3 separate regions of the Mus musculus genome follow, and all the other regions are linked to region 3. Evidence: chromatin loops called from intact Hi-C (ENCODE). Cell type or tissue: left cerebral cortex. All regions are shown on one strand. Links, peaks and the distances in the headings refer to the core of each region. The heading gives the core; the rest is flanking DNA.

Evidence for each region. A loop is a pair of places that touch in the nucleus more often than their neighbours do. Peaks named below come from ENCODE experiments on the same cell type or tissue, not always from the same donor. Only the 100,000 strongest peaks of a DNase experiment are listed, where the experiment ranks them.
Region 1: a loop joins it to region 3, with 2.7 times the contacts of the local background. A loop is called at or near these places in 4 of 42 quality-filtered maps.
Region 2: it touches region 3 in a loop (2.5-fold over the local background); 8 of 42 quality-filtered maps call a loop at or near these places.

What each region holds. Positions count from the first base shown.
Region 1 is chr11:65,524,730-65,535,826 of GRCm38, reverse strand. No RefSeq gene overlaps it. Among named protein-coding and RNA genes, the nearest start is that of Gm26128, 96 kb to the left of the region's middle. In left cerebral cortex, for the core only: a CTCF peak has its summit at 4,894 (motif pointing right); DNase peaks (open chromatin) are centred at 5,957, 6,234, 7,474, 7,692 and 1 more place.
Region 2 is chr11:65,192,104-65,203,200 of GRCm38, reverse strand. It overlaps Myocd (myocardin), which reads left to right. Exons shown (of 13, transcript NM_146386.3): 7 at 2,282-2,407; 8 at 6,807-7,099; 9 at 7,980-8,133. Among named protein-coding and RNA genes, the nearest start is that of Arhgap44, 35 kb to the right of the region's middle. In left cerebral cortex, for the core only: a CTCF peak has its summit at 5,753 (motif pointing left); a DNase peak (open chromatin) is centred at 5,749.
Region 3 is chr11:65,264,019-65,275,115 of GRCm38, reverse strand. It overlaps Myocd (myocardin), which reads left to right and starts at 5,127. Exons shown (of 13, transcript NM_146386.3): 1 at 5,127-5,472. The coding sequence starts at 5,418. Gm30586 (a long non-coding RNA gene) reads right to left here and starts at 5,191. Exons shown (of 3, transcript XR_001780238.2): 1 at 4,853-5,191; 2 at 979-1,045. In left cerebral cortex, for the core only: CTCF peaks have their summits at 4,858 and 6,688; DNase peaks (open chromatin) are centred at 5,023 and 6,670; H3K4me3 peaks cover 873 bases.

The sequences.
Region 1 (11,097 bases), core at 1,007-9,006, 260 kb before region 3:
TTAATTTCTCAAGGCAGGAGGATTGGGAGGTGGGAACTTGTGAGGGGTATCTTCATGGTAGGGGTAGAGCCTTCTTGTTGGGTTTTCTAACTATGTTTTCTAAGACCACATCACTCTCATGCTCTGTGTGTGCCCACTGACCTGCTCTGGGTTCGGCAGGACTTTACCAGATGGCCCACTGGTGATGACCTTTTAAACTCCAGAGCTTTAGGCCAAATAATTTTTTTCTCCTCCATTGTCCTCCCTTCCTTCCTTCCTTCCTTCCTTCCTTCCTTCCTTCCTTCCTTCCTTCCTTCCTCCTCCTATTCTTCCTTTTCTTTCCTTCATGAGTGCATGTGTGCTCACATCTGTGCCTGCATGTATGCTTGCGCATTCACATGTGAAACCAACGGTTAGCTCTGGCTGTTTTCCTCAGTCCCTCTCGGCCTGTTTTTTGAGGCAGGATCAGCCACTTCTCTGGAGTTCCCTTTTTCAGCTAGGCTGCTGGTCAGCGAGGCCTAGGGATGCTCCTGTCTCTGAACCCTCAGTCCTGGGATTACAGGTGTGTGGCTTTTGTGTGAGTATTGGCCATCTAAACCCAGTACTGCATGCTGTGCAGCAGGCACTGCAGTGAATAACCATCTCCCCAGCCTCTGGCCCCTTTTACTTTATACATTACTCACTCTCAGGAAACTGGTGAGAGAAATGGAAGAAAGGACAGAGATAGGCATGGCAACTTGCCATCCTCTCGATCAAGAATTTGTCATTTCTAGTCCCTCCATGTTTTCTTATCGGCAGTCTATCACTTCCTTTGGTCCCATCTCCTTATGTGGCTTTTACTTTAATATTCTTTCCCCCAACCTCTGTTCTTCATGCCCAGAAGCACTCGCTGATACAGGTTTATATATATATACATCTTAATTTAAATCAGTATTATTTTTGTGTGCGCGTGCATGCACGCATGTGCAGACACACACACACATTGTTGTATGCAGCTAAAACCTTTGTCTTTACCTATTGAGAAAGCTTTCAGTTATGAGAGTTCATGAGGAAAATTCATTAGGAATCTTCTTGGTAAAACTTTGCCCTTCCTGAGCCCAAGTCTCTTTCCACTATTCACTTTATCCAGAGAGTACTAATGATGCACAGTACTAAGAATGCACAGTAGTAAGGATGGACAGTACTAAGGATACACAGTACTAATGATGGGCAGTACTAAGGATGCATAGTACTAAGGATTCACAGTACTAAGGATGCATAGTACTAAGGATGCACAGTACTAAGAATCGACAGTACTAAGGATGCACAGTACTAAGAATGGACAGTACTAAGGATGCACAGTACTAAGGATGGACAGTACTAAGGATGCACAGTATTAAGAATGGGCAGTAGTACTAAGGATGCACAGTACTAAGGATGCACAGTACTAAGGATGGGATGCACAGTACTAAGTATACACAGTACTAATGATACAAAGTACTGGATTCTGAGGTATTCAGATTCTGGGCACTTATTTTATTTTATTTTTTAAATGTTCCTTGTATATTTGTGGGAAATAAGATGAAAAAGTCACCTGATAATTTTATTCTCTTTTGTGTCCCATCACTGAGGTATAATGATGTTATGTAATAACCCAAACCCAGCACCTGAAGTCTTAGTTATAAGCACCAGAAGCCATTCTTATCAGTATTGAAGCATGGAGGGAGACTGGGGATTGGTGGGAACTGGGCAGCCATTAGAAGTGTTTAGTTAAAAGGTTCTCAAAAATCAGCACTCCGTTCCCACATTCCTGTGCTTTGTGTGAAGCGCTATCCTAGAAATGTTTTTGTAAATATATTTTAGATTAATTTTTTATTTTCTGTGTATAGGTGTCTTGCCTGCATGTATGTCTGTGTTCCACCTGCATTTCTGGTGCCTACAGAGGCCAGAGGGGCATTGGATCCTTTGCATCTGGAGCTACAGAAGGCTGTGAGTCACCATATGGGCTCTGGGTCTCCTGGAAAATCAACAAGTGCTCTTACCCACTGAGCCATCTCTCCAGGCCTCCAGGGATCTGTCTCATGGCCACCTTTCAGCATATGCTACTGGAGAGTCTACACCAGCTTTGCTCCTTGTCTAGCAAGATCAAATGGTTCTCAAGTTCATCTCTAAACCTTCCCCTCTTAGGACCCATCTTTCCTAACCTTCTTTTCTCACAACACTCTTATCATATCTGGGTGTAGAATCAATCTGACTATGCCTTAGTGTGCATAGAGTTCATCCGACTGTCTAGCATGTATGTATTCATTTATATTTGTGTTGCTAGTTGTTTGATTTCTTGTTAATCCTTTCTCTTGTTTTTGTTTTTGTTTGTTTTTGAGACAGGGTTTCTCTGTGTAGCCCTGGCTGTCCTGGAACTCACTTTGTAGACCAGGCTGGCCTCAAACTCTCTGCCTCCCAAGTGCTGGGATTAAAAGCATGTGCCACCACTGCCCAGCTTGCTAATCCTTTCTTGAGTTCCCCCTACCTCCAACTTTCCCTTCCCAAAGTAAATCTTTCACCCCCAGTTCAGGGACAACATCTCCTTAGTGTTGTCTATAGCCAAGCAAAACACTAGGCCCAGCTTAGCCCTTTGGTGGGTATGGTTAACTTGTAGAGAAGGTGATCATAAGAGCAGGGGCAGAAAATGCATAAGTGATGAACCAATCAGGCATTCGAGTTCCAGAATGACCTGTCTGCTGGATCATGTCATCTACACATATGGATGATTCGGGAAATGGCCTTTGGAATGGACCATATCAAGAAGAGGAAATGTTCTAGAGTAGACAGGATGCCAAGCCTAGCTAGGAGGACCACCCACAAAGGTTGCTGTGGAAAGAAGAGACAACCCTGGAGAGGGATGAAAGAGTCAACGGAGGAAGAGACTGGACAGATGGATGGAGGACCACAAGGTGACCCAACTAGGGGGAGAAGGAAGAGAAGAGGCTGCTGTAGGTCTTGAGAGCAACAAGTTTACATGGGTTGGTTTATATTGTTGGATTAAAGCTGTTTGGCTAGGGAAAATAGTGTAAATAAGATGAATATAAGCCATCTGGCTGGTATATAGATACACAATAGGGAACTATACAGCTAATTGGGAGAAAGTTGAAAAGAGTAAGAAGCATGTTTTAGCTAGTGCGGGTGTGTCCCTGAAAACCCTGGGAAGTGGACGGACACAGAACTATGGTGACCTCACACAGTGAAAAGGCATTCTGAGGCATCTCAGCTCCTTTCGATCATTGCCAATGCTCTCCGAAGCTCCTCGAAGTCGGGAGCCTTTGACAAGACTTCAGGGACAGCCAACAGTGATGACTGAGGACATGCCAAGTTTTGTGCTGCTATTAATTAAAATTTACAACACAGTTAATCTGGCTGCATTTACATATTTAACAATATGGATAATTGTTATTGTGTTGGGAAGCTTTCACGAATGAATGGTGACCAGATCCCATAAAGGCCTGGCATTTGTGTTTCTTTGCACAGTTCAGCTGAGCTTTTACAGATTCTCCTCGTCTTTGTGAGGCCTCCAATACCCCAGAAGCAAAGCCAATGTTAACAATTTTCTGTGACACCAAATTAATCCTCTACACACACACACACACACACACACACACACACACACACACACACACACACACACACCTTCAAAGACAAAGGCGGCCCTGGTTTGGTTTGTCAGGAATGTGTTCTCAGCATCTTGCCGTCTAGCCTCTTACTACCTCTCCTGCCTTCATCCCTTCTCACGGCCATTCTTCCCTCATAGGAAAGGTTCTTAAGCAACTGCTCCTCAGCTTTCAATCTCCTCAAGATGTCAGAGGGCTTCCTGTAGTTGTAAGGACGGTCTCATACTTTCACATTTCTCATTCCTTTCTGGAAAGTTATGAGGCATGTGTGTGTGTGTGTGTGTGTGTGTGTGTGTGTGTGTGCGCGCGCGCGCATTGGGGCCTATGCAACATGGTTGCCTGTATCCTGAAGCCTCTATGCTTTTGGAGAAACATAAGCATGTTCCTTTAACTTGCTTGTTTCTAGAATAGTTCTTTGAGAAGGAGATAATTATATCTCTAATAAGTGACTTAGAAGACATCATGAGTCAAAGGTATTCCTGTTCTTTCATTTCACAAAGCAAGAAACCACGGAGTTTCCATTTTTCCTTCTGTTCAGTGGATTTTGAATTGATATCAAAGCTTTGCTACTAAGGAAGGGTATACCTAGCCTCCCTGAAGAATAAAACATAGGACTTACTGCTGATGATAGGAAAGACTAGCTGATCTCAGGAAAGAGAGACATAACAGATATCAGTTAGCTACTGCTGCGTAATATTCCACTCCAATAGTCAGTGTCTGAAACAACCACCATTCATGCTTGTTCACATGTCAGTATGTCTGTTGGGAGTTGACAGCTCTTAGCTACATCTAGATTGTTCTCCCTGGATTTGGCTTCTAGTTGCAGGTTATACTAGGTCCTTTTCACGTTTATTTCAGGCCCTACAGTAACGGACAGCAGCTACACAATGGAAGGAAACTCTTTACAGGGAAATGACAGGACGCAAGTCCTCAAACATCAGCATACATGCATGCTACAAACGTGACGTGTATCATATCTGCTAAAATCTCAGTGGCTAACACAAGTTACATGGCTGAACCTAAAGACAAAACCAGAAGAGGCTTTGATACTAACAAAGCCACCTCAGCTTTCTAGGGACACTCTAGGACTTAGGAAGTTCACATTGTGGGAAATCTGTCAGCTTCAAGCAAACTTGGATGGTGGTACCCCAGGAAAAGTGTATTCTACCTTTAGTTGGAGAATTGCAAGGTGATACAGTCATGGGGCCATGAACGAAAATTAAGGTAAAGATTAGGATCTGTTGGTTATTCAGTTGACCACAGGGTGGCACCTATCACTCCAGAACGAGGAGCTCTATATTTATCTGGTGGAGACAGCTTCACGTCCTACTCGGATGTGTGGCAGGCCTATGGAACATTTATTTGTGTAGAACCTCATTTGATCAAATTGTGTTCTTGTGTCCATGTGGTTCCTTGGAGCAGGTGGTGAATGGGAGATGTTTCTTGGGCGATCACTGTAGGTCCAGATTCTGCTGCCTTGCCTGGGTTGGAGAAATCCTGCCAAGAGCTGATGGAGTAAGTGTTGGAGATTGTTATTGACCCAGGGGCTTTCTGTCTCGGAAGCCCAAACCCTACTCCTTAAAAAAACATTGTTTAGATTTAATTAAAACTTGAGGCTCAGTAAATGATAATAGTAAATGCAAAAGCCATATTCTAGCTTCCTTACCCTCCAGTACCAGCTGTGTTTGCAAACAAAGATGCTCACCTCTTCTTTCTTGAGCAGTGGAGAAGCAAAGCATGGGTCAGTATCAGGAGCGATGCTCTGGCCCCAGGGTGGCTGAAGACAGCAAAGTCTCTTATGTCTGGGATTCTTAGGAGCATCCTGTGAGGAGGCGGCAATGAAGGGTTTTACCAAAGTAAAAGGGTTCCTATTTGTAAGAAAAGCAAAATCTATGTGGTCTGAGTGAACCCAGGAACGTTGTCCACCCTTCTTCTGTCTTTCCTACCTAAAGAGTCTGCATTTGTGGAATGTGGTGCTTCGTGCCATGGCTTCTGTGGCCTTCCTTTAACTTCACCGACAACAAAGGACTGAGAGATTGCAGCCTTGCTACCTAGATGCTCGGATCCAGATGCCTTGCTACGTAGACGCTTAGATCCAGCATCTGAGTCAACGTTTCAAGGAAGTCAGACACGGCCGTTGCTGGTTATTTATACTGACTGATGTAACTTGCTCCTTACAAATCGCTTATTGCTATTAACTGAAAGTGATGAGCTCATGGCTGGAAAAAAAATTTTAAAAAAAGAGAAGGCTTTAACAAAATGATGGAGTTTGGGAGTGCTTCTCCTGGAGCCAGTTTGTTCTGGATGGAGGAGGAGGGAGTAGGCTTCAGAGACCTCTTCCAGCAAATTTACCACGATCTTCTAAGACAGGGGGATCAACTACATATTCCAGGAAACTGGGTGACTTTACTTACATGGCGAAGGTTTCTGAAACAAGTCACTATTCAGTGACTATGACACTTCATCCCTTGACCTCACAAGTATGTTTTAAATTATTTTCCAAGCTTAGACTCTGGATTTTAAAAGAATGGTCCTATTTTAGGATGGATTGTGCCTGTGAAGTTTGAGTCTAATATGAAGTGAGTTGCATGTAGCTGAAGCTTAAATATTCATGATTCTTCACAAGTGTCTGAGGCCCAGAAATAATTTTGGCATCCTTTAAATCAAGAGAACGACCTGTCCATTTCACTTGCTTCGTGGATCGCCTCAGCTAGCATAACTGGTGTATGTTATAGACAATCAAAGTCTAAGGCACTTAAAAGGAACTTCATACATTTACACACACACACATACACACACACACACACATACACACACATGAGAGAGATAGATAGAGAGATAGAGAGATAGAGAGAGAGAGAGAGTTGTTGCCTAGAACAAAGAGGAAACATAGATTTTTTTCACCCCAAAGTCTTTATCTAAGAAATCAAGAACTTAAAAACCATGGAACAATGCTGGACTGTGGTGACGCACATGTTTTTTTTAATCCCAGCAATCAGATGGTAGAGGCAGGTGGATCTTTGAGTTCGAGGCCAGCGTGCTCTACTGAGCAAGTTCCAGGATAGCCAGAGCTACATACAGAGGAACCCTGTCTCAAAAAAAACAAAGAAGGACACAAAAGACACATAGCAAATAGCACAAACAGAATTCAATGTTATGAAAAACTCAGAGCTGAGATAAATGAGAATACACTGTTGAAATAGGGGAAGTCTGAGGAAAGGGGCAGTGTGCAGTTCAGGATGGCTATTCAGGCAAAGCAGGTAAGGAAAGGTGAAAATGAGACGAAAGACCTGCTTAGCTACTGGACCCCACCCAACTGATAACTGTCTGCTTCCTCCACAGCATACTGGAAATCAGTCCCTGGAAATTTCTAAATATACTTTCTTTTAAATTCTCACATACCAGTCTTTGCTTCCAACCATAGAACAAAATAGGTTGTTGGTTAAAGACTATGAACTTTCAGTTACAAGGCAAACAAGTTCTTGGGGGGTGGGTTGGGGGGCTGATACACGCACAGGAGCTGTAGACATGGCTACTGTTATTAAGAAAGAGGTTTTCATGTCTTCCATCCCCCTTACACAAAACTGGTAACCGTGGTGCTGCTATATTTTTCATTAGTTAAGAATACAATGCACACATATCAAATCTCACGTGGTGGCTTCAACTATGTATGATTTTACTTGTAAATTAAATATCTGAAAAGACAACAAAACTTTAGAACGAACTACTATACTTCCATGTGTGTTTGTGTGTATCTATGCCTGTGTGTGCGTGTTTGTTCAGGTGCAACATATTCATGTATCACTAACTTAAAACATTTAATTGAATAGATTTAGCATGTCCCCAGAGTTATGCAACTGCTAGGAGTCAGTTTTAGGACATTTTCAGCACCTCCAACACACAGACTTATGTTTTTAGGAAGTCGCCTTTTTCTTATTGGCTCCGAAGTCCTCTTCAAATTATTTTTGGAATAATTTTTCTACTGATACTATATTAATAGAAAAAGAAAAACTAAATTTAAGTCTAGAACATATCCTGCCTGTAAAATGGAAAATCGAGATCACTCCTCTTCCCACACCGTAGTCACGTTTTATAAAGGTGCCATTGCTCTATGGCAGGCTGCGTATACAGGGGTCTTGGCTTCTAGAGTCTAGTCTTTCATCCACATTTACATATTTTATTCCTCGATAAAATGCTTCTTCCTTTAGTTTCTTTTTTCAGTGCTTGGGAGTGGCTTATTCCAGCTACTGGCTATTTTAGTGTGTGTACCTTACCCTCCAAAGGGGTTACAACAACCTGACTCTCCAGATTTCCTCATAGCAACACCCATGCCTCTCTCTTTCTGCCAACTAAAACGCATGTTCCACCCTGGCTCCTCGCTTTGAACACGAATAACTTTTATAAAGGTTAGTGTGTGCGTGCGCCAGTGCGTGCGTTTGCGTGTGTGTGTGTGTGTGTGTGTGTGTGTGTGTGTGTGTGTGTGTGTGTGTGAATTCTCATAAAACAGGACATTGAGAGCGGGGCGGTTGTGGCACATGCCTTTAATCCCAGCACTTGAGAGGCAGAGGCAGGCGGTTTGTGAGTTCGAGGCCAGCCTGGTCTACAGAGTGAGTTCAAAACAAAACAAAACAACCCCCCCCCAAAAAACCCCCAAAACACAAAAAACAAAACAAAACAAAACAAAAAAAACCAGGACATTGAATTCTATTGTGAAAGTTGTCTGCATATCAGAATGTCAACTTTCTGAGAAAAATCTTTGTACCTATGTTTTTTCTTTTCAATAGGTAATGTTTTACAGCTTCCAAGACATTTGCAAATAAAACATTTATGCTTCTACTTCATTCCTACACTTCTCGTATATTCTGTCTGCTTGGATTCCAGCTTTATTAGGAAGCCAGAGCCCCCTCATGTTAATTTTAAAATTTGGAATACGATAAGTTTTGTAGGCTGATTCTGATGCCAGCCTAGAGACTGGGACCCCTTTATTTATATTTCCAATTTCAATTGCCATGAGAGTTGTTTACAAAAGTGTCTTAACACGGACAAACCCACAATAGCAAGGGAATGGGCAGAATGAGGGCCATATTTTATTTTTCTAAGCCAGTTATATTTATTTCCAAGGACTTAGTACTAGAAAAATCCAAGGAAACTATGTGTAATACAGCCAGGGAAAGCCAAGTGACTTTTATTTACCTAAAAAAGGGTTTACTGCAGAGTAAGTTTGCAATACAGTTCCTATTCCCGTAATCCAATGTCTTCTGTTAACTTCCTAAGATTAGCCAGACAAACCCAGGCACTTGTACCCTGGAAGAATTGCTCATTTTCCGTGCTCAGAGCACAGTTGAAGGTACCAGAAACTTAGAACTCTTCCTTGGAAAGCCCAAGTTTGTTGTCAGACTGTGAAGATCTTTGCATCCTCCCATCTCCTCCTCGTTTCTCTCAGTGTCTGCTCCACAACTAAGCATTTAATGGGCATCTCTTCGATTCCCTCACATCCTTGACTTGATCCTGACTGCAAGTCTACAAGAACGACACCTCAGTCTTGCTTGGTTGCTCATCGCAGCAATCATCCACAACTGACTATTTCACATTTTTTGTTTGTATTTATGGTACCCATGAGGCCAGAAAAACTGTAGTGTTCACTGTCTACGGCGATGGATTTTTAATGTCTTTCCTGCTCCAGAAGTCAACGTGTTGAGGTCATAGTTCACATCTAATGGCACTGTGGGAGGTTGTGGAACTTTTGGGATGTGGAACCTAATTAAAAGGAATTGGGTCATTGGCATATGTCCTGGGAATGGTAGATTGAAACCCCAGATCTTCTCCAAACTCCACCCCCTTCCCTAGCCACCAAGAAGCCAATGGCTTTACCATACCAAGTTCTCTCTCATGGTGTGCTGCCTAATACAGCCTGAATCACCATGGAAAACTGATGGATTTGAAACCTCCAAAGCTGTGAACTGAAATAAACCTTTATGCTCTTTAATTTGATTAACCATAGGTATGTGTTATAACAGAAAGATGACGGGTATGCTAATAGCTCAGATATCTGTTACTAGCTGTAACACAGGGAGGGGGACGACAGAGACAGACAAGCATTATACTTTCTGTTAAAATCATCCCCTATGTTTGAAATTCTATGTTTGATCTGAGAATAGTTGAATATTTTATGTAGATATGTATAGTGTGTGTGTGTGTTCATGTGGAGATCAGAGGACATTCTCAGATGCTATCTAACACCTTTCCGTTCTCTCTCTCTCTCTCTCTCTCTCTCTCTCTCTCTCTCTCTCTCTCTCTCCCTCCCTCCCTCCCTACACTCTGTCTTTGCTAGAACCTGCCCAGTAGTTCACAGGTATCCACTTGTCTCTGTCTCTCCAACTTTGAGATTACGTGTATGTGCCACCACTCTTAGCTATGAGGTTTGGTTTTGTCTTCTCTTTTTTTTATAAATATAAAATGTGTTTTTGTGGTTTACTACACGTATGCCAGTGATCCATGTGTGTAGTGTGCTTTGAGCCCAGAAGAGGGCATCAGATCCCCTGAACTGGCACTACAGAGGCTTTGTAAGCTGCCTTGTGAGTGCTGGGAACTGAACTCGAATCCTCAGGAGAAGCAGCCGGTGCTCTTCACTGCTGGGCCCTCGTTATCCCCACTTTTTTTAAAAAATATTTCACATCTCTTTATTCTTCAAAAGTTCAGTTTCTGGGTATCACACAACACAGTGAGTTAAAAAAGACATGTCACCCCGTATGGCATGGTAACATTGACAGGTTAACATTTTCTATATTACTTTCACTTTCTTTTAAAAAAATTTTTTATTAGGTATTTTCCTCATTTACATCTCCAATACTATCCCAAAAGTCCCCCATACCCTCCCCCCCTCCACTCTCCTACTCACCCACTCCCACTTTTGGTTCTGGCATTCCCCTGTACTGGGGCATATAAAGTTTGCATGTCCAATGGGCCTCTCTTTCCAGAGATGGCCAACTAGGCCAACTTTTGATACATATGCAGCTAGAGACATGAGCTCCAGGGTACTGGTTAGTTCATATTGTTGTTCCACCTATAGGGTTGCAGATCCCTTTACCTCCTTGGGTACTTTCTCTAGCTCCTCCATTGGGGGCCCTGTGATCCATCCAATAGCTGACTGTGAGCATCCACTTTTGTGTTTGCTAGGCCCTGGCATAGTCTCACAAGAGACAGCTATATCAGGGTCCTTTCAGCAAAATCTTGCTAGTGTATGCAATGGTGTCAGTGTTTGGAGGCTGATTATGGGATGGATCCCTGGATATGGCAGTCTCTAGATGGTCCATCCTTTTGTCTCAGCTCCAAACTTTGTCTCTGTAACTCCTTCCATGGGTGTTTTGTTCCCAATTCTAAGAAGGGGCAAAGTGTCCACACTTTGGTCTTCGTTCTTCTTCAGTGTCATGTGTTTTGCAAATTGTAACGTATATCTTGGCTATTCTAAGTTTCTGGG
Region 2 (11,097 bases), core at 1,422-9,421, 71 kb after region 3:
AGATGTCAGTGCAGAGTGGGGAAGGAGGAATAATGATATGGAAGTGCTTTCCACCCTGGTTTTGCAACACTCTTCTCTAGAAGGAAGCCTCTAGGCCACTCCCTTCTCTTCTGGAAGACTTCAGTCTTCCTGACCACCAAGAGATTGTCCCACAGACAGTGGAATAAAATATCTACTTCTGGAGACCAGAAGTGTTTAGATTTAAAATGTATTTGCATCTATTCATGATGCATATGTTTTGAGGATAGGATCCACATCAAAACACAGAATTCACTTGTATCTTAGATATGCATATATACTCATAGCCTAAATATAATGTAATATTATATATATATATGTGTGTGTGCATATATATATATATATATATATACATATATACGTGTGTGTGTGTGTGTGTGTGTGTGTGTGTGTGTGTGTGTGTGTGTGTATGAAGCTAAGTTCTGTGCTATGGCCTTTTCTTCTCATGGCTTCTTGTCAGACTCAAAAAGTTTTGAATTTTTGAAGCAATTCAGATGTTGGAATATTGGATTATGGATGCTCAACTTGTATTTGAAATTATTTTCCTACTGGAACATCCATCCAGATGAGGGGAAGCTACAGTGATGTTTATTCAAGGTCCAGTTTCCTGGAACCATGATGGTTACTGGCCACTGTCATCCCTATCTCTACCCCATCACAGCACACTTCAAGTTGCCAAGAAGGAAATGTGAAGTGGGAGGAGGAGGCAGGCGTGAGAGAGAGCAGGCTGGATGTGCACTCCTCCTGCGGGAGTCCCTCATCAAAGCATCTCTCTTCCCTTGCACACCCATGCTGAGCTTTGCAGTCAGACGTCTTTGATAACATCAAACGGGCTGTCAGACCACTTGCACATATTCTTCTGACAGCAAACCCCTTGGCTTCTGGTTTAAGAATGGTCGTTCTTTTCTGCTTAACCCTAGCAGAGGGGGAAGAAGGGGCCAAGCACTGCAAATGCAGGGGCTGCTTTTTGTCTTTTCTCTCAGCAACTGTGTCTGAAAGGCTAGAACACCGAGGCTCTGAGAGACGAGCAGCTCTCACAAACCCATAGGTTTGTGACAGATGGTGGGGTTTAGGGGTTCAGAGGAGAACTGTGAAGCTCAGTTATGGCCCCCTAGGAGGGGTGTGAGGACCCCTGCCCTTTTGTTGAGTCATAGCATAGAAATGTAGGGAAGGAAAAGAAAAGAATTATTCTTTTCATGGAACCCTCAGCAGACAGAAGCCTACCTCTCATAAAGACATATGTGACCCTACATGTGCAAATACATGGATCTAATACACATGTAAAACACACATACTATTTTACTCCTGTATTCTGGCACTTCTTCTCCTTTTATATCTACCTTCTATACATATATACTGATATAAAGATTCATATAAACATATATACATAGGGATACATGTACATAAGGTATGTACTCATACACACATATTCTAACATGCATATATACCAGTGTGAACATTCATAAACATATATAACAGACACATACATAAACACATACATGTACATGTATGAAATGCATGTATACACATATAATCAACATGCATGTACACATACATGTGTGCACATGCCCAGGAAGGTACTCATACTTATTACTGCATATATATACACATATATATGCATATATATGTCACTATGTATATTAACAAAGGCATGTACATGCATATATACACAAACATGTGTGCACATGCATGCTCACATATATGGTCAACAAAGAAGCATGAATGTTTACAAATACACATGCATATACTCACACATATTCCTATACTCTGACACTCATATTCATAGTTCTATCCATATACACACATGCACACATACAAACACTCCTATACAATGAGACACATGTAGTTCTCTCTTTACACATACACTAGAACACCTCCACAGGCATTATTCATACTTGTGCACACATGCCCTTTCCCCTCATTTTGCTTGTTCTCTTTTTTTCTCAGAACTTCTGCTCCCACTCTCCCCATTTCCTTTCTTTCCCGATCTCATTATTATGTAGAGCTCTCCTTCAGGGTGACCAGATGTCCCAATTTGCTCAGATCAAACCAGAAGTAAGTTCCATCTTCTGGAATTGGTACTGACATTTTCGCTTTATTTCTCAGAGGTAGCTTTGAAGTGGGTGACATATTGGAATGTCCTCCTATAGGGAGCCCCTGATAATACCAGGACAGGAAGCTGGTGTGAACGCAAGGGGGCTTCAGCTGAATGATGCAGCAGCTCTATTCTTGTGCCTTGGTAACACTGCAATTTGCATTTTAGGATCTCACTCCTGGCTCAGAAAGTGACAAGAATGATGCAGCCTCCCAGCCAGGCAACCAGTCAGACCCTGGGAAGCAGGTTCTCGGCCCCCTCAGCACCCCGATTCCTGTGCACACTGCTGTAAAGGTATGGACTGGACTAGGCCCCAGCCTGTGTCTGAGGCTAGGCTCCCTGAAGCCATGCGAAGCAGAGCTTTTCCCAGCGGTTCTGTTGGCATGAGGAGACTTACATGAAAGCAGACACAGGTTCAGGCAACTAGAAAAGCCACAAAGTGGCACGTGTCATCCATGCACATACTCTCAGCACCAGGGAAGCCTGTCGGTACTGGGTATATAGCTCAGCCAGCGTGTCTGTGGCTTGGATTTCATGAGCCTGACAAGGTGGTACATGCCTGTCATCCTAGCACCCAGAAGGGAAAAAATAGAAGTCAGTGAGTTCGTGGTCAGTCTGGGCTACACCACACAAAATGGAAAATGAAGATTTTCCAGGTTCACCCTGAAGAAAGATACAGCTGACTGCAATGCACATGAGACTTGTAAGGATCATAAAACACATCCAGAGCAGTTGTATTTATGTGACAGGAGCAGGACTGAAGCTGTGGGTATTGCAAGAGCTCTAATGCAATGGGGGAAAGGAGCATGGGAGGAGTTACGCCCACAGGAGACAGCCAGCAGTGACTACTGTATTTCATACTTATTTTCCCAGCATTACGTCCAGCCATTCGCAGAGAACTGTCTCCTAATTAGACATTGCAGCCATTTGGCTTTCTTATATTACTCTGTACTAGCTAACATCTATTGGATTCAGTTAGGAACACTTTTCTTTTCGATTCTTTTGCTACCTTTAGTACCTGGCGACACAGTTCTGGGAAATTTTTAGGTCGTAAATTAAAGTAATAGTCAATGATACGATAATAGTTTTATCATCTATTAGATGCACATGGGATGGAGAAGGTTCCCATTATTGGTAAAGATGTCTCTAAAGCAGAATTATAGTAGCTCTGCTAATTGAATACTTAAGTTTTGCATAATTCAAATTAGTAAAGCTGTCAACCTCCCCATACCACAAAGATGTGCTAGGATCCCGAAGGAAGAACAGAATGACAGACAGTTGAAAAAATTCATACCCATACAAACTCCACTGGTCCACTGGGCTGCTTGTTTATAGGTGACTGCCCAGAGCCTCTGAATGATCACTACCTAAACCCCAGCTGTTGAAGATGCAACACTTTCTGTTCATCTAGCAGTGGTTCTCAACCTTCCCAGTACTGAGAGCCTTAAATTCAGTTCCTCGTGTTGTGATTACCCCAATCATAAAATTATTTCATTGCCACTTCATACCTTTAATTTCCCTACTGTTACAAATTATAATGAAAACATCTGATATGCAGGATATGACACTGGACCCCCAAAGGGGCACAACACACAGGTTGAGAATCACTGATCTAGAAGGCTTCTTAGAAGGAAACTGCTGAGTTGGATAGAACCACTCAACCCAATTGGCACAATATGATTTTTATAAGGCTGAAGAGAGACTTCACAGATTATTCTCAGAAGCCATAAAAATCCTATAGAAGAGGAAGATACCTAAAAATCTCCCAGAGGTCATGCATAAGCCAGTAAGAACATCATCTCACCCTCTATAGTCTAGCTGGGTTTTCAGACCATCATGAACCATCACAGTGTCTTGTGTAAGTATGAAAGATGTGCAAAGGTCTGGACAGATATCCCTCTAGGAATATGGGAGCTTCCAAGAAGCACATGAAAACAATCTCACTGTGGTTAGTCGTTGGGTAGGTGCAAAGTTAAAGCCCAATGAAATATCATTTCATGTGCACTAGAATATTATCCATCAAAACATGGCAACAACAAATGCCTACAAAGATGTAAGAAAGTTGGAAGCCCCACACACTGCAGGTCTGAATATGAAATGTTCATACTGCTGTGGAAAGGTTTTTCATCTCCTCAGTGAATTAAGAATAGATTTACCATGTGGTCCAGCAACTCCACTCCTAGCTAGACACCTGAAAGAATTAATAATTCTTCACAAGGTCTTCACAGCAACACTATTTGCCATATTTCCAAGTTCAAACCAACCCAAATGCCCACCAACTGATGGATGAATAAAGTCATGGTGGAGCTAGGTCACTGAATATTATTCAGTCATAGAAAAAAAGGGATGCCATATTGACTCCTGCCATTAACGTAATGCCATATTGACACTGCCACAACATGAACTAACCTTGAAAACATGTCAAGTTTGAGAAGACAGACACAGAACATGTTCAACTTGGTTTCATGTATACAAATGTCCAAAATACATTCAACAGGGTTTCATGGATTCAAATGTCCAAAATAAGCATGTTTTACAAGATTGGCAGCTATGAAGAGGGGAAAGTGGGAAATGATTCCTTGGTGGCAAGGCATTCCCTTGGGAACAGTGGGGATTTTATGGGACTGGATAGAAGATGATGTTCACACAAAAGTGTGAAAGTACAAAAATGCCCCTTGCATTTTACATCAATAATAAAAGAGGCTCTCCTGCTTAGGCAGGGGAATTGGAGATTAGATTCCGCTGTTCCTCACTCCATCATTAGGGATGTGACCACTGCCCTGCACCCTCAACATGCTGAGTAAGGAGGGCATACAAACTTCCCAAGATGGAGCCAGCTTTGAAAGTGAGCTGGAGTCAGACAGCAACATTGTTGCCGGCAGCAGCAAGCTTGAGGAGAAGGGAGCAGGAGGTTGGGTAGGTGGTTAGGAGACCTGGATACTGTGATAAAGAACTTATCTCCTGTAATTTGAATCAGTGCTGCATTCGAAAGTCTTGGAGTTTCTAGCCATAGGATCCCCCCTTCCTTTTTCCAGCTGATGAGTCCTACAGCTTGGGACTTCAATGCCACAGTGGATCCATCCCTGGTCCACCCTTAAGAAAACGCATGTGTGCATCTTCTATGTCCTGTGAGTTGTAAAGAGAAAGAGAGACATGCAAATAGAGAGCAAGTATCCCCTGTGCTCACAAAAAGAGTGAAACTGTACAGGTGTGTCATGTCAATAACCTTTGTTACACACTATCTTCTGGAATGTTCCTGATGCCTGCACTAAGGCAATATAGGGGAACAAAGGCATCCTCAGCACCCTTGAGTCAGCAACAGTCCCTACCTATCACCAGACCCTGCAGAAACTCACCCAAGACAGAAGTATGATTAATTAACCAGAAGGCCAATCGAAATCGATTAATGAGTAGAATGAAATAAAGCCACCATGCTCACAGAAATACTCCCAATCATTATTCATTAGTCCCAGAGAGGAAGATTCAGAAAACAAAAGCGCCTGCAGCTTACAAGGTGCCCAAGTCAGTAAAGATGGAATGCTGGAGTGTTGGAGGTCACTCTCAAACGTGCTTCTTGAAGTTGTAGTCTGGAGGCTGCCCTGGAGACTGTGCCTGCCAGTTATTCAGGAGCTCCCTCTTCTGTACAATGGTGGTACTGCGCTTTCCTTCCAATTTGATGCCCATGCTCTTCCTTTGAACCACCTTTGATAAAATCTGATTTGGATTTTATTTTACTACTCCATGACAGTTGACTTATAGTTTCTTCATATATAAGGGCCCTTTGATTCCCAGAGAAGTTTATGTATAGAATTATCCTTCTAAAGGACCCTTGTTACTTTTATGATCTTAAAAAAAAAAAAAACTCTGTGTGTGTGTGTGTGTGTGTGTGTGTGTGTGTGTGTGTGTGTGTGTGTATACATGGAAGTATATGCCTACTACAGCACATATGTAGAGGCTAAAAGACAACTAATGAAAGTCAGCTCTTCACTCAAGGCTTGGCAGCAAGTGCTCTATCCCCTAAGACTGCACCCTTTTATGATCTTTATGCTGAACACTAAGATGCAAACAAATTTTTTTCATCTTGTATGGGATGAAACTTATATATAGTAAACTTATATCATATTGATATTCAAACACTTATCTTAATTTCCCAAAGTTGTGCCCTTACTCCCTCATGGTGTGCAGATGATAGTATATGGTTAGTGACTCCTGGAAAGGGTGTGGGGTGTGGGTAGCCCTCCCCACAGTAAGGAATCAGTATTTCAGAGGGTGTGACTTCCTGCTAGATGTGGGTAGTTTTGAATGTGAGTGAAGGCAAGTCTCCAGGTGTATTTCAGTTTGAGAACCATATTCTGGGTCTGCAGATACAATGTTAGCAAGTCAACTTACCATATGTTTAACTTGAAGTGCTTGCTTACATACACTCTCATGAGTGACCCCCACACCAGAGTGCTAAGATATCTATAGGTTTTATATAAGCTACTGAAACATAAGCTTCCATTGAACTCCACTCCAGGAAAGCTCCAAGAGCCCAGTAAGGTGTAAGGTGCCTATGTGCCGTGAGGGTGGTGATTTGTAAAATCTGTTCATCTGATACATGAGTGCTGTGCCTTACTGTATTCCCAGAATTTGAGGGAAAAAAATCTTCTAACCATCACCTACAACACAAGCCATCTCTCCCTTCTCTTTGCAGTCCAAGTCTTTGGGTGACAGTAAGAACCGCCACAAAAAGCCCAAAGACCCCAAACCAAAGGTGAAGAAGCTCAAATACCATCAGTACATCCCCCCAGACCAGAAGGCAGAGAAGTCTCCCCCACCCATGGACTCTGCCTATGCCCGGCTGCTCCAGCAACAGCAGCTATTCCTGCAGCTACAGATCCTCAGCCAGCAGCAGCAACAGCAGCAGCAACAGCAGCAGCAGCAACAGCAGCAGCAGCAGCAGCAGCAGCGGTTCAGCTACCCTGGGATGCACCAAACACACCTCAAGTGAGTGCCTCGAGCTGAGGTCAGATGCTTGGGACCAGTGTGTCCTGTATTACATCATGTCCTTCTGTGATATGTTTGGCCTCTGACTCCCTTTAGAAACCATGCATACAATCAGACCTACGTGGGTGGAGCTTGGGACAAGTCACAGAGTAATTGCCTACAGGGGTCAGTGAGAAAACAAATCAGTAGAAGAGGATGGGAGAGGGAAATCAATAACGTGATCTAGACAGCATATGCAGAAAATCCCCAGTGTCCTTCCCAGGACACTGAATGTTGTGATAGAGTCCGAGGCCTAGGGAAGCATGCAGATCCACCCATGACCTAGCTGAAGTAAAGGCAGGCTGAGAGGAAGCAAATAAATCAATGTTCTTTAGAGGAAAGGGAAACTCATAGTGTTTCCAAACTAAACTGTGGAATGTCTAAGAATACAGAATTGACTTTGCTGGCAGTTTGAGGTCACTGCTAAAGATCTATGTGTCAGCTTTTGAGACTGGCCCCTGAACCCAGGCTGTGTGCCTGTATTGCCAGTCCCTATTCATATTCTACATGGTTGGCATCCTCACCCATACAGTTAACACAAGGATTATTTCACCTGCCTTTGCTTCAGCTAGGTCATGGGTGGACCTGCATGCGTCCCCAGGCCTCTGACTCCATCACGTCATTCAGTGTCCTAGGAAGGAAGCTGGGGATTTTCTGCATATGCTGTCTAGATCACGTTATTGATTTCCCTCTCCCATCCTCTTCTACTGATTTGTTACCTCACTGACCCCTGTAGGCAATTACTCTGTGACTTGTCCCAAGCTCCACCCACATAGGTCTGATTGTATTGTATTGTATTGTACTGTATTGTATTGTATTGCATGTGCCTTTTGTTTTTCAGAGAACCAAATGAACAGATGGCCAGAAATCCGAATCCTTCTTCAACACCACTGAGCAATACCCCTCTATCCCCTGTCAAAAATAGCATTTCTGGACAAACTGGTGTTTCTTCTCTCAAACCAGGCCCCCTCCCACCCAACCTGGATGATCTCAAGGTAAGCAATGTGACCTAATTTTCTTGAGTAAAACATAGATGAGGGAGAAAGTATGAGAAAGACCCATGGGTGTCACAGAATTTACAGTGCAATGGCCAAACTCAAACCTACAGGTCCTGCCTCGGCCTCCCCAGGCTGATTGAGCGATCTGTTCTTTTCTGCTGCACCTGAGATTTCTCATTAGCATAAATGAATTAAGTTGGAGTAGAGCTTAACAGAGAGGGAAGGTGTGCGACTTATAAAGCTTCCAGAATGTCCGAAAGCAATGGTAAATTTCTTGGTGAATTTTTGGCCGTCTCTGGTGAAACAGGAAAAAACCAGAAACCATGGGATTGCTTTTCATGTACCACAGAACAATCCATATAGCTAATGTGCCTATATTTCTTCCTAACATTTTTTAGTTTTAAAGTCAACTTCCTGTTAGGAAGTGCTGACTGTACTGAAGAAAGTGGAGTGGTTTGCGCTCTTTTATCCAGTTGTTAAATGAGTGTCTTGCTCCTCACTGAATAAGAAACAATGTTAGCAACCCTCTGTCAATATAGTTTTAAACAATTTCCTCCTCTGTCCCCAAATCTGGGAACTTCTGCCCTGATGTAACAGCTTATTAGATGGAATATACACGCCAGCAACTTATTACAGATCACAGGGATCTATATTCACTCAAATGACACTGGGTTTCTAGTTGAACCTGGTATGTTTCAAAGCACTCCTTAAGATCAATCGACATGTTCCCCTTCTGTCCAGTATCCATATGGAGGCAGAGCAGGATGGATAAGGTCTCTACAGTGTATGAACCTTATCCACACACTCATCAGATGGCCCCTGTTTGTCTGGTTCCCACACTACCTACTGCTCTCCAAAAACCATCTTGTAACCTTTTTTCTTTAAAATCCTGTATCCTTAAAGGTCCTCATAGACTTCACTGAACCAATCCTGGCCATTTCTCCATTATCAGTCTTCATTATTACCCCCATTTCTGTCTCCAACCCTTAATTTGATTTTTGTGGGGTAGGGGATAGCAGTTATTCCAAATTGAAGAATATTCCATGGCTGCCAAGAACCAATAAGATAAGCCTGATATCAAAGGTCCCTCTATTTCTTCTACAAGTCACCCGAGGCTTGTTTCTGTCTGGCATCTAAACACCTACACAAAGATGCCAAATTTATAAAAAAATAAAATAAAATAAAATAAAATAAAATAAAATAAATACCCTTTGGAGCAATGAGGTCAGTCCTTCCATTCCCCAAGTCATAAATCTACAGAGATAAAAGATGACATTTTATCTTGAAAGCATTACACTAAGTGAAATAAGCCAGCTGTGATGGCTCAAATACCCAATGAGTTGTCTTAACTCACACTTGAATAGTCATAGAGCCAGAATAGAAGTTATCAGGACCATCCCAGAAGGACCATAGAAAATACTTGTTTAACGGCTGAAAAGCACCAGAGAAAACACAGTCTAGAACTTCTGGTGCCATTAAGCAAAGGAGAGTTCCCAAAGCTGGTTCCCTCTGTGTGCCCAAAATCAGAATCATTGGTTGGTAGCAATCTCATAATTAGGACAGGTCAAGAACATGGTGGTCTTAGTAAAGGTAGCTAGCATTTTTTTTAAACTAGCCACTCAATGCATATTTCTATCTGGTAAGGTCAATCTTATCAGCCTAGTTTTTAAAAATTAAAAATTAAAAGTCAGAGACTTGAAGAGGTGCAATGACAAGCAAGTTAGTCAATTTATAAATGATGAATGGGGCTCTAGTTTAAGTGGCCGATAGCAAAGGCTTTGCCATTACTGTGAAAGATGAGAAGAGAAAGAAAGGCTGAAGGGAGGAAGCTTGACTGGATGAGACCTCTCAGTTGGTGTGTGAGAAGGCATGGCTCTGAATCCTGGGAACGTTATACCAAGAGCAGAATTGCAGGGTTCAAGAAGGATCAGAGACAGGTTTATTCTGGTTGGGGATACTGAACAGCTACCAAGAGCAAACCTAGCTCCTTTCTAGGATATGAAACACATTAACCTCACTCAGGTCAGCTATGCTGCAGGCTGTGGGGTCAGGAACTAGAATCCTTGGCAAAGTGAGCAAAGCCAACACTAGGAAAGTGAATGAAATAGCGAGAGAGAAAGTCAAATGCATGGGAAGGAAAGAAGTGGGAGGAGGCGAGACAGAGAATAAAGGAGCACTCGCCTCTGTGGAAGGATGGAATGGGGGATTTAAGAAGGTGAGCCTCCCTTGAAATGATCAGGAAGGTAATACAGTAGAGCTGGTGGTTCTCTAGTAGATATTTCACAGTGTAAAAGTAAAGAGCACTGAGAGAAATTGGGTTCCTCCTTACGGAGATATCAGGATCGGGGAGATGATAGCCCTGTGGATAAAGTGCTTGCCACAGAAGCACCAGGACCTGAGTTTGATCCCCAGGACCACCAGTGACCCCAGCACCAGGGAGGCAGACACAGAGGGATCTCTGGTGCTCTCTGGCCAGCAAGTCTAACCCCAATTGTGTGATCTCCAGGACAATGACAGACCCTGCCTCAGAGAGGGGACAGACAGACAGACAAGAAAAAATCTTTGAGGTTGCCTCCGGGGCGTATACACACACACACACACACACACACACACACAGAGAGAGAGAGAGAGAGAGAGAGAGAAAGAGAGAGAGAGAGAGAGAGAATGAGAGATTTTATAGAACAATGACTTTTTTTAATTAGATATTTTCTTCATTTACATTTCAAATGCTATCCCCTTTCCTAGTTTCCTCTCTGATAGGCTCCTATACCCTCCCCCCACCCACTGCTTCCCAACCCACCCACTGCTTCCCAACCCACCCACTCCTGCTTCCTGGCCCTGGCATTCCCTTATACTGGAGCATAGAATCTTCACAAAACCAAGGGCCTCTCCTCCCATTGATGGCCTATTAGGCCATCCTCAGCTATATGTGCAGCTAGAGACATGAGCTCTGGGGGTACT
Region 3 (11,097 bases), core at 2,066-10,065:
CTCCCCTACCCACCCACTCCCACTTTTTGGCCCTGGCGTTCCCCTGTACTGGGGCATATAAAGTTTGCAAGTCCAATGGGCCTCTCTTTCCAGTGATGGCCAACTGGGCCATCTTTTGATACATATGCAGCTAGAGTCAAGAGCTCCGGGGTACTGGTTAGTTCATAATGTTGTTCCACCTATAGGGTTGCAGATCCCTTTAGCTCCTTGGGTACTTTCTCTAGCTCCATTTGAGCGGTTTCTTAAAGGTGACAAGTTAACTTGCGGCCCTGAGGCAGCTAACAGTGCCATGAAATTCCCTCTCAGCCTGAAGTCAGCCTGGAGATGAGAAATGGGCTCATGCGGAGCAATGAGCACGTCTTCACGTTCTCTTAACCAGAAGTTAATGCAGCCGAGAGACTGGAGCCCACCTCCTCCTGCACAGGCCCCAGAAGTGCTTCAAGGAGCTAATGGCTGAGAGGATTCTCCTAGATCTGGAAGAGGAGACAGTTAGCAAGCATTTGTACCTGGCTACTTCTGCCCCACTGTTGGAGGATGGCAGTGAAGGGACCATGCCTTCCATGCAGCAGTTGGTGGGGGTCATCATGGGGCATTATTCTGCCGAGGCAGGCGCTCTTTTGCTAAACATCATATTTACTTTTTAAATAACCTAACTTCCCCGCAGTCCAACCAATCATATATTAGGACACACTTTGTTGCTATTTACAGCTAACTGTGTTTTCAAAACCCCAATGTGTCTTACACCCTGGATTTCCAATTCTCTGAGCCATTGTGGAGCAGGGTGGTATAGGTCTATATTTCCTCCCAAGTGGCCACAGAGAGCCTGGGACCACACAAACAACCAGGTGTTCCATCTGTTGAATGCTACCCTTCACCTCTATGTTCTTGTTTGTCTGTTTGTCTGTTTGTTTTTTTTCTTACTCTCCTCCCACTGAAGTTAATTGAGTTTGCAAATCTGCCTGACAGGCAGGTACTTACCTTGGTGACACAGACAGATCCTAGAATGCGTTCTCAGAGTGTGTGAAGGGAGAAGAAGTGGTCAGATCTGTGAAAGGAAGAAGAGAGACTATAGACAGCAGGAGACATCCAAACCAAGGACTCTTCCAGATCACTGTGAAAACTGATTCAGCCGGGTTTCCAGCTACCACGCTGAGACGGAGCCTCCTCCTGGAGGCACGCAGGTCCTGGACCTACCCAGGAGAGCTGACCACGCTGCACTTGCCTGTGACCCACTATCGAACTTCATGTTGCACTCAGGGAAGGAAGCCTCTAAGGATCCGAATTCAAGCTGACTCTCCTGAGCCATGCTCCGGGCTCAGGCCTATGAACACAACCATTCCCATGTTAACCTTCATGCTGAGAAGCACAGCTATGGAGGACAGAGCTCTAAGGTGAGCCGGCATTGACTTTCATGTCCCCTTATATAGTATTACCTCCCCTTAACCATGTGCTGGCCTGCTGAGAATGCCAAATGGCACTAGTATGAATAGAGTATGGTTTTCGGTAACAATGAAGTTTGTGTGCTTGTTTGTTTGTTTTGGTAAAAATGGAATGGTCTATTGCAATGATGGTCTTTACCTATAGCACCACAGACCCATGAGCACATTGTCCTGAAGCCTCTGGGGCAAGGAAGCATCAAAAAAGGACAATGAATTTTGCTGTTATTGTTGCTGCTGCTGCTGCTGCTGTTTAGACTTTTTCCTTTCTTTGTTTTATTTTAATTTTTAGACAGGGTCTCCCCAGGCCTTGGTCTGGAATTTCCTCTCTAGCTGAGGATGACAGAGAATTCCTGGTCCTCCTGCCTCTACCTCCCCTGTTCTGGGCTTACAGGCAAGCATCCTCACTCTCAGTTTAGTAATAAAGATTGTTAGTTCTACCTTATAGTTATATAATGTATTCTTTTCATCCCTATATAAGAATTTACAATCTTGAGAGAGCATCCTTGCATGTGGGCTCCATTAGTGCATGTCTTTACATGCCATGTTACTATAATTTGTGACACAGTTTTTTTTTTAATTGACTAGCAGTAAAGTAAAATAAATTGAAGCAAAGTTCCATAGCAAAAGGGAAGAATACTGAAGAATCATCATGGAGGAGTAAGATCGTAGCAGCAGCCATTGCTACATTGCTAGGCTACACTCTGACAGCAGCTGTCTGAGATTCCATTCTCCTGGGGGAACAGCCTGTCCAAATTCCACCAAAAAAAGTCATAAAAATATTTGAGCATAGAGGGCAAAGGATGAGCCTCTATAATGCACATATTTATATCCATAGATATCCCAAAGCCATAAGGGCTAGAAATCCCGGAGGGCAGAAGTCAGCTGCTCTATTCTCTGATGGGAAAAATCGAGGAGAACTGTGGTTATCAGGGTTTCCCAACTCATCCATGGAGCTGCTGGGGGTGGGGTGAGACCAAGAGACAGAGAGATGGGAGAAAGAGGAAGGGAGAAAGCCAGGAAGCGAAAATAAGAACGGAGGCATGCTGCTCTACTCTTTTAATTCTAGCACTCCAGAGGCTGAGGCAAGACTGTGGTCAACCTGAACAGGCTCTACTCACAAGAGCAGCTAAACAACACAAACCTAACACAATGGCTTTAAATAATGCAAAAGGGGAAGAAGGAGGGGGATGAGGGGGAAGAGGAGGGGGAGGAGGAGGGGGGAGGAGGGGGAAGAGGAGGGAGGAGGAGGAAGACAATACCTCAAGGGCAGCTCAGAGATGGATGGGTAGGGAGGCAAGGAAGGTGGAGAGAGATCTGAATCGAATCGGGTTGGGGTAGGGAGCATGAATATGATCCAAATTGATAATATGAAATTCTTGAAGAATTAGTTAAAATATTACTTTAAGGATTAATGAATAAACTCCTTTTGAGATGAAAACTAAAAAAAAAAAAAAAAAAAAAAAAAAAAAAAAAAAAAAAAAAAAAAAAAATCCTAGGGCAGGGAGACCTCATCTCACTAATCTCACTAAATAACAATAAAAGAAAGCCAGCAAAAGAGGGACTGTGGTCCTGTCCACAAGCACACACTCCAACCCCCTCCGTCCCTCTGGGTCAGAAAGACCCTTGGTTGGATCCTTCAGCTGATTTTATCACAACTCCCACTGAATAAAGAAAGCCCCACTAAGTTGCCGTGGGCATCTCCTCAGCCTTGCTGTCTTCAGTGTAAACATTCCTTTGGGTCTTTCCTTCTATTCTTTCTTTTTCATGTTTCACAGAGTTTCCTCCATGGGATAATTTTGTGATGTCCCTTATCCTGCTACCTCTTTTCTCTGGAGTCGCCCCTGCCCCATGCATCTCAACCCTGCTTAGGGCTGTTCTAGACATGCGGGCCTGACCCCTCCCAGTCCTTCCTCTGTTGTGTTTCTCTTCTTTGATGAGCTGGGACGAGAGAGACCTTCTCTATGTAACACACAATACAACATCTTCCCCTTCACTTCCAAGTTCAGGCATCTGCAATTATGTTACATTGCATAGCAAGTGGGAATAAGGATTCATCATCAGCTAGCCTGACAGAGTTTTTCCTTAAAGTAAGGTTAACTCAGAGAGAGATGCAGAAGGTGGGGAGGGAGGAGCTAGACTGATAAGATGTAATAAGAACTTGACCCACAATTTCTGTTTTGGGAGATGGAAGAACAGGCTGGAAGCCAAGGAACATGGGTGGCCTCTAGTAGTTGGAAAGGGAAAGGAAATGGAGTCTCTTCATGAGCTTCCAGAAGGGAACACAGTTCTGCCAACACCTTGATTTTTTTTTTTTAACTCAGTGAGACCAGTTTCTGACTCCCAGCCTTCAAACCTGCAAGGTAATGAATCGGGATTGATGTAAGCCATTAAAGCGGCTGTGATCTGTTCCCACAGGAACAGCCCAGTTCAGCACTGCTTGTGGAATGCACAACCACTGCCAGGCTACCACAGGAGGCAGCCTGTTGTAGGCTCGTACTGCCCAACCCTATTCACAAGAGGAAGTTGAGTAGCAGGGCTCCACCTCCTCTCTGATTTAGTGAGGAGGAGCATTACCTATCTCAGAAAACGAATTCCAAGATTCAAGTGCATTGGTGCAACCCAGAGAATGGGAAAAAGGAAGGTCTGGGCACCCTAGGGTGTCTTCAGCAACAGTTGATAGAGGCAGAAGACCCCGGATCAGGGCAGAGATTAGTCCCTAACAGATATTGTTACATTAGGCCTCCACCTGTCATTGTCATTCTCTTCAAGAATTCACAGCTTTGAGACAAAAGGGGAGATGTAAAGAATTGTATCTGGGAGCTCACGTGCATATAAAGTTGCAAATAGTGGCAAATTGTGTGTTGTATGTATGCAGTTCAATGTTTTTTTTCCAACTATCTAAATCTTTGTCTTAGAACATGTGTTGTACTTAATGATGCACGTGGGACCCTGTCACCCCAGGCACCCCAGAGACGCGCATCCTCAGCGCCTCTTTGGGTCCCTTTCCCACTATGAAAGGGACGTGAAAAACCTCTGCACTTTTCCGATCTGGCTTGCCCAGGCCACCGAATCCTACCCTGTTGAGTGCTCAATAGTACGCTCAACTTTTGCACCAATCGCACTCTGGGCTCAGTCCCCAGACACAAACTTTTTGTGAATCCAAAGAGAACATCCAACCACAGGGAAAGACTTTCTGCCACTTCTTCAGCCGCTCAGTAGCTGCTCCAGGCATCGGTCTCCTGAAGCACCACCGCTCGGATACAGAGGGGAAGCGGGTGCTCCCGGGAGTTGCAAGCCAACCCAGCTTCTTGGCCCAGGCTCCAGCGCGTTCTGGAGATGTACCTTCCAGAGCCCTGCAGTAAGCTGGGGACACCAGGGACATGCACACCTAGGACAAGCAGATACACTCCTACCGTCGCCAGGCGCCACCTGCACGCCGGGCGCCGCCTGCAGCCTTCGGGCATCCGATTTAGGGGTGCCAGTGCAGAGACTCCCGCCTGGGCAAGCAGCCTTGGCGCACTATTCTGCAAAGAGTTAAGAGCCGGCTGTTAAGACTCCTGGGGCCGCGTCTGGTCCCCAGGCCCCGCTCACCGCTCCTGATTGGCTGATCTCCTGTCAGTAGTAAAGAGGATCAGATAGCAAACTTGGGACCTTCATAAAGGCGTGGTGGCGGTACTCCGCGACCGCTGGCAGCCTATGACATCAGCCAGGAACGCCTAGGATGCGGCTGTTCCCGGCCACCCTCAGAGGAGGAGGGTCCTGCCTGCTGGGAGTTAATTAGCCTCGCGAGCGGCGAGGGGGGAGGCGCCAGTTTTCTGGGGACACTGGCGGCCACTGTGCGTCCTCCTACCCAAGGGAGCTCCCCAAGAGTTGGATGAATTCTGGGTTGTTAGCTGCTGTCCTCTGGGCTCCCGGGAGCCAGTTTCTGGTGGAAAGCGGGGCGCCTGGCCAACGACCAGCGGCTTGCTGAGACTCACCATGACACTCCTGGGGTCTGAACACTCTTTGCTGATTAGAAGGAAGTTCCGATCAGGTAGAGTAAGGCGTTCAGCACTCCTTAAACTTTTCATCTCTACCACTCAACTGCTTTACAATGAATGCTTCGGGCCTGAGGTGGCGGCCTTCCCTCTGTTTCCCCAAAATGAACACTGTGTTTGACTGAATGCCTTCAAATGTCTTCCCTTTGACCTGTGTTAAGTTTGAGTTTTGTTTACGAATAATCCAATGTTTTACTTTATTTTACTATATTTTCCTTTATCGGTAAATAGACATTTTTAAGGGGACGACCCAAAAGGAACTGTGTTGAAATGGGCAACTCCAGGATCTGAAGTTATAGAGTGGGCGCGTTATCAGTTACAACCGCTGAGACAATGTGCCTAGGACTGTGAGACGTCTAGGGGTCACTTAACATGTAGCTAATCCAAACAAATGTATTTCCCAAAAAAGTCACTTGGAGGAAGTAAAAATAGCGAATTTGGAGCACACCAAGAATTTTTAAATGACATCACCATGGGGGAAAAAAACCAGCGCCACAAATATTTTTTCCCAAACCATCTGATATTTATAAATGGACAATTTTCCCTAAAATTGTTGTGTTAGTGGCACACAGAGAAACTTCTGGAGGGACACTCAGGAGAGGTGAGTATAAGGAAAGGGTACGTGGGGGCCTACAGAAGACGCAGGATTGTGTTCCCTCGTTCGCATCCTGGAAGGGCTACCTAGCTTTGCCCATTCTTGCTTTTATAACAGTGGTAACAGGGCCATTCAATGATGGCAGGGCACCTTCTAAGAACGAACATTTTGGTGGATAGCTCTGGTGTGAGCCTTCCATGTAACAGGTGCTGGCTGATGCTGGTGCCACTCACTCTGTCAATTCCCTTGGTCCTTCTGAAGGAGCTACTCAACTGTTTGTCTTGAAATGAGTGGCTCAGAAATTGTGCACAGTGGGTGATGGGCCATAAGGAGCCTCTGTAACCACCTCAGTTGTTCCTGATCCTTAGGTGTGGATGGGACACTCTGGGGATTTCTTGAAGGATTGTTTAGTGAGGCAAGTTGAAAACTTAAGAGCTGAAGTGGCCAGGAGCCACAGTGCCTCTGGAGGCCTGGGGTGTGTCTCCTAACCACTAGCCACCGGGGTCAGCCATGCACGTTTGTCCTTTCCATGTTGAGGTGAGGTGGTTAGTTTGTTCATCAGAGACCTCACATGCTTGGTAATTTGCTCAAAACCACAAGGCAATACTGCCACCTTTCTGAGGGAGCAAGGATGTCATTTTTGTTTTTGCATAAAGCTGAGTTTATTTCAACTGCTCCCGTGCAGTTTAATGGGGTAGACGGAGGGACAGGGAGAGGCTGCTGGATCATTTCTAAAAGGATTTGGTGATGTTCTTGATAGTGGGCTTGCAAAACAGACTTATCAAGGAATTCCTCAGCTGAAATATGGTGGAGAGGGAAAACTGTTTGCACTATTTTAACCCCTAACTCAGTGGATTGTGCAGGCCTGAGGTCTCTACCTGGACCCTGCGAATCTTTATCCTGGAGCTTTGAAGAAGTCCAACCCCACTTTTTTTTTTTTTAAGACAGGGTTTCTCTGTGTAGCCCTGGCTGTCCTAGAACTCACTCTGTAGACCAGGCTGACCTCAAAATCCACCTGCCTCTGCTTTCCAAGTGCTGGGATTAAAGGCATGTGCCACCACTGCCTGGCACCAATCCCACGTTTTTCAGGCATTTTTGTCATAAGGAAGGTAGTTTGTCGAAGCATAATACAGAAGTAGGAAGCTTAATTTAAGCTTTGATTTAAAAGTTGAGGGGACTGGAATCGATGACAGACAAAGCCAGTTGCGCATCTTAGGTGTTGTGCTTGATAATCTTACACAAGAGAAAGAAAAACATTATTGTAAGATTGTAAATCAGTTGATGGCTACTGGTTATAGTTCCTGGACAGAGTGACCATGGTGGACATGTGGCCCTGAGGCCTGCCTGGCCTTGTATTAACTGCCTCTGCCTAGGGGACTTTGCTTCACTTTCTGTCTAAAAATGAATGAGGAAGGTCTCTTGTTCACCTTGATATCTCTCTCTCTCCCTCCCTCCCTCCCTCCCTCCCTCTCAGTCACCCCCATTTCTTTCTTGAGGGATTCCAGCTGCCAACTCTAAAACTTCGTATATAGCAGTGAATATTCACTTCAATAGTAGATCCTGGTAGTATGATTTTAAAATTAATGTTTCAAAACTAACTGAAAGTAAACTGTCTTACGATTATAGCAATGGGCTTGCTGTGATAGGACTCGTCCACCATCTCCAGACAGTCCCTCTCATTCTGAAACTGGCGTGGGCAGCAACCATGTTTTACCAACTCCCTACTTACAAGTAGACGTGTGATTGACTGACCTGCCATGAAAGTTTGGGACTCAGAATGTTTACATCTGTGAACATGTTTAGTGATGTTAATTAATCTTACCTAGCAGAAGCAGGGTGTCATGGCTGAATGTGCGGGTCTCGGTCAGACTAGCTGGGTTTTCAAGCCATCACCTCTTTGGTTTTGGCTATATGACCTTTAACCTAGGCCAGCATCATAGCTCTTCTGCATCTTACGTGCCTCATACGTGGAGAATGCTGGTGACTTCATGGTGCTTAGAAGAGATAAATCTGATAACACAAGTACCTGAGTTAGGACATTGACATGCTGGTGAGCCCTGGCCAAACAGTGCTCAGGACGAATAGCAGTGGGATCATCAATCGCCCGTGGCTTCCTTCTAGACCTTGGTTTCTTAGCTTGTAGATGTCCAGGTGAAATGATGTGGTTTCTTAGGCCACGCTGGTATTGTCCGTGGCTCCTGGGAGGTGTAAAGATCATGTGGGAACAAGTGAGCTGATGAGGCTGCGTGGCCTTGGTGGGCGAGTAGAGGGCAGCTTGCTTAGACGCAATACGGTTGTTATTTTTAAATCGACCACGTTTTACAGAATTCATTTTTCTCATTCGTAATCCAGTTCTTGTAATTGGTGTAACTTTCTGAAGTTTTTTTCTTCATATCATTCTCTGGGTCAAGGGCCCACACAGGAATACAAGCAGATAAAAAGAAAAATGGAGAGGTTCCTTTGTGGGTTTTGTTTCAAAAGAAACAATGCCTTTCCTTGTTTTGTTTTGTTTTGTTTTGTTTTGTTTTGTTTTGTTTTGTTTTGTTTCTCCCATTTCTCTCTGTTACCCATCTCAATCAGCCCAAACCAAGGCTAACTCTGGTACCTGGCATTGCCCAGCCTTGCCCTCCCCACAAGTGTAGAATTGTCAGATTTGGCAAACAGGAATACGGAACACCCTGTTCAGTTTTAATTTTGAACAAACAATGATAAAGCTTTCAGTATTTATCAATATTTAGGATGGAGTTTTCTCTGAAACGCACTTCGTTATGCCTATCGTATTTTCCTTGGCAATCACCTACAGTCCTGGGACTGTTTTTCCAACACTCTGCTGTCCTGTCCAATATCCCATGAGCCTCTTGAGATTTTGGGTCCCCCAAAATACAGAATACATATCTCAGCTAAGTCTCAGCGTGAAGTAGGGACGGCATGAGAAGGAACCCTGGTGCCCACGAGCAGACCCAGGATTCAGAGGGAAGGAGGACAGCAGGTTCATCTCGGCCTTCCTGGCAAAGAGGAGACTCTGATACTGCACAGCTATAGCTAAAAGAAGCTGGGGACAATCCAGGCAGGCAGTGGATGCCCAGGATCCAGGCCCCCACGTATGTGAGTAGTTTCTCCAATGGAAAGCCCAGGTCTTCCTTGAGGGATTTTAGACCCTTCCTGTCCCTCTTTTCTTCGTCCTGCAGATGATGTAGTAGATTTACTGAGTTCCTAATTAATCTAGACCCTTAACCAGACTGGATTGTCTCTCTTACAAGCTGAGGTCTTTAGATGGGGATGGGGACCCCTGATTTACCATCATAGACACTATGGGAAGAAATGTCCACTATATGATAAAAAATATCCCCGTGCTGCCTGAGCCACTAGCTAGTCTTAGAGCTTGGGACAAGAAATTTAACCTAAAATAAGGCCTTTCCTATGACATATAACCTATAGAGATGTCGATTTAATTTGGCTTTTTCAGATCTTGTTTTTGTCCTGTGCAAAACCGAAGGTTTTAACTGATTCATCTCTGAAGCTTTTTTCAGCCTGAAGACTTTACCTTTTCCCACAACTGAATGGCCTTAACTATTTTTGTGAAATTTTAAACAGTACAAGTGTTAAAATTTAAACACTAAAGCATTGTCATAAGAGACGCGTGGTGGCGCACGCCTTTAATCCCAGCACTCGGGAGGCAGAGGCAGGCGGATTTCTGAGTTCGAGGCCAGCCTGGTCTACAAAGTGAGTTCCAGGACAGCCAGGACTACACAGAGAAACCCTGTCTCAAAAACACCAAAAAAAAAAAAAAAAAAAAAAAAAAAAAAAGAGAGACTGTACTGAATTGGGCTTTAAATGATTAATTTTTAAAATAGGTATCTTAATTCATCTTTTAATTAATTAATTTCAAGACCAGGTCACTCTCTAGGCCAGGCTAGCTATAACCTACTACGTAGCCCAGGATGGGTAATACGCCTGCCTCAGCCTCCTGGTGCTGTGATTAGAGACATGTGCCTCCATGTCCAGTGATATTTTAAATCGTTTGTAAAAGGCAAAGACACTTTCAGGGTCAGACTTGGGTCACGTCCCCAAGTCTGATAGCAGTGGATTTATTCATACAGCATGGGCTTTCTCTCCCTATCTGAGTTAGATGCAAAAGCCCGGCCCTTCTTCCTTCCCTATTTTTATCTCCTATCCACTCCAAACCTTTGCACAGACTAAACATTTTACTTATGTACTGGTATATTATTATTCTATGTGTATAAGAAAAATTCTTATCTGCTTTTGGTTTACAGCCTTTTACTCTCTACCACCTAGGCCAGGGCGTGGCATAGAAAGGGAACCCACAAAACATGTGCTCAGAGCTGGATGTCCCTCAGGAATACAGTATGTGCGTAGGAGACTCGGGATTGGATCCTTGGGACTTCAGAAATAAATACGTGTCATATCCCCCAGCTAAGACTGTTCAAAAATCAATAAAAGGCCATCTTTTTTAGGTACGTGGGTATGGGTTGAAATTAACTTAAAGGAGGATGTAGAGAGAGGTGAGTAGACTCTTGAGAATTTCAGCCAGCTCTTCACACGCAAGCAATAGTTACGTCCCAAAGGAGGGCAGTGTGTAGAGAGTCATAATGCAAAAGGGATATCAAAGCGGACGAGACTAGGAGGGGCATGTTCTGAAGACAGAAAGTAGGGTCTACTCTGGAGTTTGGAGGTGGCTATGTGCATAATTGCTCTGGTCAGATTCACTAAGTGAGATCACTTCTGGGCAGATGGTAATGTGTGGCTGTTTACCACCCACCAAGGATTATGACTGAGTTGTGACCTCTGATTCTCTGAAACAAACAAAAAAGTGTTTGGGGGAGAGGGGAGACTGAAGATGGTGCCTGTGTGAGAGTACCTGTCTAGCATGCAGAGGGCTCCAAATTCAGTCCCCAGCACTAGGAGGGGTGGAAGGGAGTAGAAGTAGGTATTTTTTTGTTTTTAAAGCAAGAGCAAACGGCGTTCATTTTGTCTGCTACATTATATGACAGATAGAGAAAAAGAC